Regions from separate parts of the Homo sapiens genome. Here all the other regions are linked to region 3. A link is an interaction called in ENCODE POLR2A ChIA-PET data of the cell type or tissue named here. Cell type or tissue: PC-9. All regions are shown on one strand.

Region 1 (2,500 bases), 430 kb after region 3:
ACTGGCCGGGTGCGGTGGCGTGCGCCTGTAATTCCAGCTACTCAAGAGGCTGAGGCACAAGAATCGTTTGAACCCGGTAGGCAGAGGTTGTAGTGAGCTGAGATCACACCACTGCAGTCCAGCCTGGGCCACAGAGACCCTGTCTCAAAAATAAATGCATGCAAGTTTGTAGACAGAAGCTATACAGCTAGCCATTCAATAAAATGCATGTGCAATATGGTGGAGCTGTTGTGAACATCCCCATTTGAATGCTGGGCAAACAGAGTAGTTCAAGGTCCCCAGTGCAGCAGGTCCTACTCATTTCAGAAGGGAACTCTGCAGAAACTATGCCCATCTGGGCAGAGCCCCCACTCCACTGGCCTGAGAGCCACGAATCCGGCGCGCGTCCTCCCCACCTTGCCCGCCAGGGGGCGGCAAGTCCCTGATCCGGGGTCGCCTGCTGCAGAGCTGGTGGGAGATGGTTGAGGGGCGTGGGTGGGTCAGCGTTCCTTGGGGACCCGTGAAGCCTGGGCTTAGGGCTCACAGCGTGGGTCCCCAGCACAGACAGGAGGCGGACAGCTTCCCGTGAACTGCAGGGGAGTCCCGGGACGCTGTCCTCCAGCGAGGTGGGGACCGGCTATGTCCCTCAGTTCCCCCTCGGTCCTCGGGCCACAGGGACATTAGACTAGGGGGTCAGTTCTGCCAGCCCTGCCCAGGCCTCTTCTGACCAGAGGAGCTGCGACGGACGCGGAGTTCAGGCCCCTTGGCGACCGCGGTCTCCTGAACTCGGCCCCTTCCCTGCTCCCATGGGGAAGAACCCTGCCCCTAGAACAGCCTCCCCTCCAGGTGTCTTCCCTACGCTACCCCTCCGCCGGCCGGGAACTCCGCCAGGCCTAGAGACGCCGACCCGGCCCTTTCTAGCTCCTCCCCGGCTCGGACCTGGTTCCCGCCCTCGGCCGCCCGCCAGTTCCCGAGGCGTACACGTGTAGATCCCGTCACGCCCGGAAGTCTCGCGTTTCTCAAACGCCTCGCGCAGTCGCCCTTGCGCTCAGGGAAGGGGCGGGGCGAACGGAAGCCGGGAAGGCGATTCATAGCTCGCGGGGTACGGGCGCGCGTGCGCACTCCGCAGCCCGTTCAGGACCCCGGCGCGGGCAGGGCGCCCACGAGCTGGCTGGCTGCTTGCACCCACATCCTTCTTTCTCTGGGACCTGGGGTCGCGGTTACTTGGGCTGGCCGGCGAACCCTTGAGTGGCCTGGCGGGGAGCGGGCCTCGCGCGCCTGGAGGGCCCTGTGGAACGAAGAGAGTAAGCACGGGAGGGGCGGCGGAGGGGCGCGAGTTTGAGGGCGACGCGATGAATGAATCGGAACGGGGGGTGGGGAGACGCGGGATCTGGAGGTGAGTGGGAGAGGACGAGGGGCCGGAAGGAAACAGGGACATCGAGTGTGTCCCTTCTCGGGTGCACCCTTTATTTTTGTTTTTGTTTTTGTTTGAGACAGAGGCTTGCTCTGTTTCCCAAGCTAGAGTGCAGTGGCGGGCGCGATCACGGCTCACTGTAGCCTCGAACTCCCGATCTCAAGCGATCCTCCCCCCTCGGCCCGGGTAATTAAAAAAATTTTTCTTAAGACAGGGTCTTGCTATGTTGCCCAGGCTGATCTCAAACACCCGGGCTCCAGTGATCCTCCCGCCTCGACCTTCCAAAGTGCTGAGGTTACAGGCGTGAGCCACTGCCCGGCCAGGTGCACCCTTTGTACAGGAAAAGGGGTAGGAAAGGCTTCGAGGTCCCTCTGAGCCCTCTGATCGCGTCCCTTTCCCACGCCAGGGCACACAGCATGGCAGAAAACCGAGAGCCCCGCGGTGCTGTGGAGGCTGAACTGGATCCAGTGGAATACACCCTTAGGAAAAGGCTTCCCAGCCGCCTGCCCCGGAGACCCAATGACATTTATGTCAACATGAAGACGGACTTTAAGGCCCAGCTGGCCCGCTGCCAGAAGCTGCTGGACGGAGGGGCCCGGGGTCAGAACGCGTGCTCTGAGATCTACATTCACGGCTTGGGCCTGGCCATCAACCGCGCCATCAACATCGCGCTGCAGCTGCAGGCGGGCAGCTTCGGGTCCTTGCAGGTGGCTGCCAATACCTCCACCGTGGAGCTTGTTGATGAGCTGGAGCCAGAGACCGACACACGGGAGCCACTGACTCGGATCCGCAACAACTCAGCCATCCACATCCGAGTCTTCAGGGTCACACCCAAGTAATTGAAAAGACACTCCTCCACTTATCCCCTCCGTGATATGGCTCTTCGCATGCTGAGTACTGGACCTCGGACCAGAGCCATGTAAGAAAAGGCCTGTTCCCTGGAAGCCCAAAGGACTCTGCATTGAGGGTGGGGGTAATTGTCTCTTGGTGGGCCCAGTTAGTGGGCCTTCCTGAGTGTGTGTATGCGGTCTGTAACTATTGCCATATAAATAAAAAATCCTGTTGCACTAGTGTCCTGCCATCCCACTGCCACTGATTCTTTCCTGT
Region 2 (2,500 bases), 150 kb before region 3:
AGTCAGGTTGAGCAGGGAGAGAAGACAGGCGGGATCCCAAATCCCTCCAGAGCAGATACTCTTCTGGCCCTTCTACTTGACCAGTGTGAGACCATGTTGGAGGAGTTTGAAGACATTGTGGGAGACTGGTACTTCCACCATCAGGAGCAGCCCCTACAAAATTTTCTCTGTGAAGGTCATGTGCTCCCAGCTGCTGAAACTGGTAAGCGTAAGGGTTGAACTCCTCTCCTGCCAAGCCATAGCCTCCCCTGCCTCCAGGACTAATATCTAAATTGTTTTCTGTCATCCGATCTAGCATGTCTACAGGAAACTTGGACTGGAAAGGAGATCACAGATGGGGAAGAGAAAACAGAAGGGGAGGAAGAGCAGGAGGAGGAGGAGGAAGAGGAGGAAGAGGAAGGGGGAGACAAGATGACCAAGACAGGAAGCCACCCCAAACTTGACCGAGAAGATCTTTGACCCTTGCCTTTGAGCCCCCAGGAGGGGAAGGGATCATGGAGAGCCCTCTAAAGCCTGCACTCTCCCTGCTCCACAGCTTTCAGGGTGTGTTTATGAGTGACTCCACCCAAGCTTGTAGCTGTTCTCTCCCATCTAACCTCAGGCAAGATCCTGGTGAAACAGCATGACATGGCTTCTGGGGTGGAGGGTGGGGGTGGAGGTCCTGCTCCTAGAGATGAACTCTATCCAGCCCCTTAATTGGCAGGTGTATGTGCTGACAGTACTGAAAGCTTTCCTCTTTAACTGATCCCACCCCCACCCAAAAGTCAGCAGTGGCACTGGAGCTGTGGGCTTTGGGGAAGTCACTTAGCTCCTTAAGGTCTGTTTTTAGACCCTTCCAAGGAAGAGGCCAGAACGGACATTCTCTGCGATCTATATACATTGCCTGTATCCAGGAGGCTACACACCAGCAAACCGTGAAGGAGAATGGGACACTGGGTCATGGCCTGGAGTTGCTGATAATTTAGGTGGGATAGATACTTGGTCTACTTAAGCTCAATGTAACCCAGAGCCCACCATATAGTTTTATAGGTGCTCAATTTTCTATATCGCTATTAAACTTTTTTCTTTTTTTCTAAAAACTAGCTGGGCCCAAAGTTTCAAACAACAGCCGGGCACACATAGCTAGCTGGTCGATGAGGCAGCACCCAGAATGGCCGCTGTCTTGTTAAGCTCAAGCTCCAGCCTGAGCAACATAGTGAAACCCCAATTCTACACACACACACACACACAAAGAAGACTGCAGGGCTGGTGGTGCAGCGCCTGTAGTCCCAGTTACTGCAGAGGTGGAGATGGGAGGATCACTTGAGTCCAAAAGGTCAAGACCAGCCTGGAGGCTGGGCGCAGTGACTCACACCTGTAATCCTAGCACTTTGGGAGGCCGAGGCAGGCGGATCACCTGAGTGTAGGAGTTCGAGAGCAGCCTGGCCAACATGGAGAAACCTCGTCTCTACCAAAAATACAAAAATTAGCCGGGCGGCTGGGCGCGGTGACTCACGCCTGTAATCCCAGCACTTTGGGAGGCCAAGGCGGGTGGATAACAAGATTAGGAGATCGAGACCATCCTGGCTAATACGGTGAAAGCCCGTCTCTACTAAAAATACAAAAAATTAGCCGGGTGTGGTGGCAGGCGCCTGCAGTCCCAGCTACTCGGGAGGCTGAGGCAGAAGAATGGCGGGAACCCGGGAGGCGGAGCTGGCAGTGAGCCAAGATCGTGCCACTGCACTCCAGCCTGGGTGATAGAGCGAGACTCCGTCTCAAAAAAAAAAGCCACGCATGGTGGTGGGCGCCTGTAATCCCAGTTACTCGGGAGGCTGAGACAGGAGAATCGCTTGAACCCAGGAGGCGGAGGTTGCAGTGAGCTGAGATCACGCCACTGCACTCTAGCCTGGGCGACAGAACAAGACTCCGTCTCAAAAAAAACCAAAAAAAATTTAGAGGGGCGTGCACGCCTGTATTCCCAGCACTCCAGGAGGCTGAAGCAGGAGGATCGCTAGAACCAGGGGTTCAAGACTGGGGCGAGCTATGATGGTGCCCCTGCACTCTAGCCTGGGCGACAGGGCGAGACTGTCTCAAAAGAAAAAAAGACCAGGCGCGGTGGCTCACACCTGTAATCCTAGCACTTCAGGAGACCAAGACTGGAGGATCGCTGGAGCCCAGGAGTTCCAGACCAGTCCTGGCAACAGAACTAGACCGTGTCTCCAAAAAAAAAGAGAAAGAAAAAATAGAAACCTTAGCTGGGCTTGGTGGTGCGCATCTGTGGTCCCAGATACTCGGGACGCTGAGGCGGGAGGATCACATGAGCCCAGGAGGTTGAGGCTGCAGTGAGGTATGATCGCGCCACTGCACTCCTGCCTGGGCAACTGAGCATGAACCCTCCTCAAAGCTAATGGCGCTTCAAAATTCTGCAGTGCAAAGAAGTTGCTGGGGTTGCGGAGCGGAGAACCGCCAGGAGGCTGGAGCCCAGCCAGGCAGCCTCCTCGGGCACACGGTGAAGGCGCCG
Region 3 (2,500 bases):
TTACAGGCATGCGCTACCACGCCCAGCTAATTTTTTTATAGCAGAGACAGGGTTTCACTGTGTTGGCCAGGCTAGTCTGGAACCCCTGACCTCAAGTGATCTGCCCGCCTCGGCCTCCAAAGTGTTGGGATTACAGGCATGAGCCCCCACACCGGCCTTTTTTTTTTTTTTTTGAAATGGAGTCTTGCTCCCTCGCCCAGGCTGGAGTGCAGCAGCACGATCTTGGCTCATTGCAACCTCTGCCTCCCGGATTCAAGCGATTCTCCTGCCTCAGCCTCCTGAGTACAAGTGCGCATCATCATGCCCAGCTAATTTTTGTATTTTTGGTAGAGACGGGGTTTCACCATGTTGACCAGGCTTGTCTCGAACTCCTGACCTCAGGTGATCTGCCTGCCTCAGCCTCACAGAGTGCTGGGATTACAGATGTGAACCACTGTGCCTGGCCAAAATGCTAATATTTTGGCAGCACTTTGGGAGGTCGAGGCAGGCGGATCACTTGAGTTCAGGAGTTTGAGACCAGCCTGGCCAACATGGTGAAACCAAACCCCACCTCCACTAAAAATACAAAAAAATTAGCTTGGTGTTGTGGCGGGCACCTATAATCCCAGCTATTTAGGAGGCTGAGGCAGGAGAATTGCTTAAACCTGGGAGGCAGAGGTTGCAGTGAGCCGAGATCATGCCACTGCACTCCAGCCTGGGCAACAGAGTGAGACTCTGTCTCAAAAAAAAAAAAAAAAAAAAAAAAAGCAGAGTGAAGTCAGCACCCAATTCAACATGGCAGGTTCTAGAGAGGTTCAAATCATGATGGGGCAGGGTGCGATGAGGGGAGGTCCCTTCTGTTACAGGCTACTGTTAGTCCACACTTCGTCTGACCTAGTGGCCTTCTGTGCATGGCGGCCACCCAGCATAGATTTTGATGATTTCCCATGTCACAAGCCCTGTCTTCACAAGGTGAGCTTCTGCAGCCTCCCTGTGGCTAAGATGCAGGCACATCACACCTGTGTATGGCTCAGGTTCAGAAGTGAGCAAAAGGTGCATGGATGGGATTTCAGAGAAGGCAGCAGGGATTTGTCTGGTAACAATTACTATATACTACATAGCTCACACTTAGTGGAGAAAAATGACAAAATAGCCCGGTGCAGTGGCTTATGCCTCTAAGCACGGTGGCTCATGCCTGTAATCCCAACAACTTGGGAGGCTGAGATGGGAGGATTGCTTGAGACCAGGAGTTTGTGACTAGCAAGATCCTGTCTTAAAACATTAAAAAAAAAAAAAAAAAAGCTGGGGATGGTGGCACATGCCTGTTGTCCCAACTACTTGGGAGGCTGAGGCAGGAGAATCACTGGAACTGAGGAGTTCAAGGCTGCAGTGAGCTGTGATAGCACCACTGCACTGTTGTCTGGGCAGCCAGGCAGGACCCTGTCAAAAAGAAAGAATGAAAGAAAAGAAAGACAAAAGAAAGAAATGAAAAGCCAAAGAAAGAAAAGAAAGATGAAAGAAAGAAAGAAAAGAAAGATGAAAGAAAACAAGAGAGAGAGAGAAAGAGAAAGAAAAAGAAAGAAAGAAAAAGAAAGAGGAAGAAAGAAAAAGCAGGAAGGAAGGAAAATAGGAAATGACATTATATTAACTCATGAATTCTTTTTTTTTTTTTTTTTTTGAGATGAAGCCTCACTCCATCACCCAGGCTGGAGTGCCGTGGCACAATCTCAGTCACTGCAACCTCCGCCTCAAGCAATTCTCATGCCTCAGCCTTCCGAGTAGCTGGGATTACAGGTGCACACCACCATGCCCAGTTAATTTTTTTGTATTTTTAGTAGAGATGGGGTTTCACCATGTTGGCCAGGCTGGTCTCAAAGTCCTGATCTCAGATGATCTGCCTGCCTCGGCCTCCCAAAGTGCTGGGAGAATTCTACTTTTTTTTTTGAGACAGGGTCTCACTCTTACCCAGGCTGGAGTGCAGTGGCGTCATCACGGTTCCCTGCAGGCTCAAGCGATCCTCCTATCTCAGCCTCACAAGTAGCTGGGTCTACAGGCACACACCACCACACCTGGCTAATATTTGTATTTTTTGGTAGAGATGGGGTTTCATCATGTTGCCCAGACTGGTCTCAAACTCCTGATCCCAAGTGATTCTCCCACCTCTGCCTCCCAAAGTGTTAGAATTACAGGTGTGGGCCACCGTGCCTGGCCTGAACTCACGAATTCTATAGGTTGTGAATTCAGACAGGGCCTGTGAGAAGTTTGTCTTTGCTCTGTGGTATCTGGCCTTTACTTGGAAAGGCTTGAATGCTGGCGGTGATTTGGATGCCTGGGGGCTGGGGTTGCCTGGAAGCTTCTTTACTCTGTGTCTGAAGCCTGGTTGATGGGTGCCTCTCTCCATGGGGCTAGGGCTTCTCACAGCTTGGCAGCTGGATTCCCAGAGAGGACATTGCAGGGAGAGTCTGGAGAGCAAATGTGCCAAGAAAGTCAGCTGGAAGCCACATGGCCTTTTATGACTTAA

The links. Peaks named below come from ENCODE experiments on the same cell type or tissue, not always from the same donor. Only the 100,000 strongest peaks of a DNase experiment are listed, where the experiment ranks them.
Region 1: POLR2A ChIA-PET joins it to region 3 with 17 read pairs; 3 of 35 experiments call an interaction of 5 or more read pairs at or near these places.
Region 2: POLR2A ChIA-PET joins it to region 3 with 14 read pairs; 7 of 35 experiments call an interaction of 5 or more read pairs at or near these places.

The regions. Positions count from the first base shown.
Region 1 is chr7:100,705,022-100,707,521 of GRCh38, forward strand. It overlaps POP7 (POP7 ribonuclease P/MRP subunit), which reads left to right and starts at 1,100. Exons shown (of 2, transcript NM_005837.3): 1 at 1,100-1,283; 2 at 1,800-2,465. The coding sequence starts at 1,810. The coding sequence ends at 2,232. RefSeq lists an enhancer at 439-708. In PC-9, CTCF peaks have their summits at 381 (motif pointing right) and 583; a DNase peak (open chromatin) is centred at 980; H3K4me3 peaks cover 2,500 bases; H3K27ac peaks cover 1,121 bases.
Region 2 is chr7:100,124,430-100,126,929 of GRCh38, forward strand. It overlaps CNPY4 (canopy FGF signaling regulator 4), which reads left to right. Exons shown (of 6, transcript NM_152755.2): 5 at 85-202; 6 at 296-1,079. The coding sequence ends at 459. It also overlaps a transcript of TAF6 not described here. Among named protein-coding and RNA genes, the nearest start is that of MBLAC1, 1.3 kb to the right of the region's middle. RefSeq lists enhancers at 1,108-1,777, 2,488-2,500. In PC-9, no CTCF peak of the experiment used is centred here; a DNase peak (open chromatin) is centred at 1,312; H3K4me3 peaks cover 1,384 bases; H3K27ac peaks cover 627 bases.
Region 3 is chr7:100,273,803-100,276,302 of GRCh38, forward strand. No RefSeq gene overlaps it. Among named protein-coding and RNA genes, the nearest start is that of SPDYE3, 33 kb to the right of the region's middle. In PC-9, no CTCF peak of the experiment used is centred here; no DNase peak of the experiment used is centred here.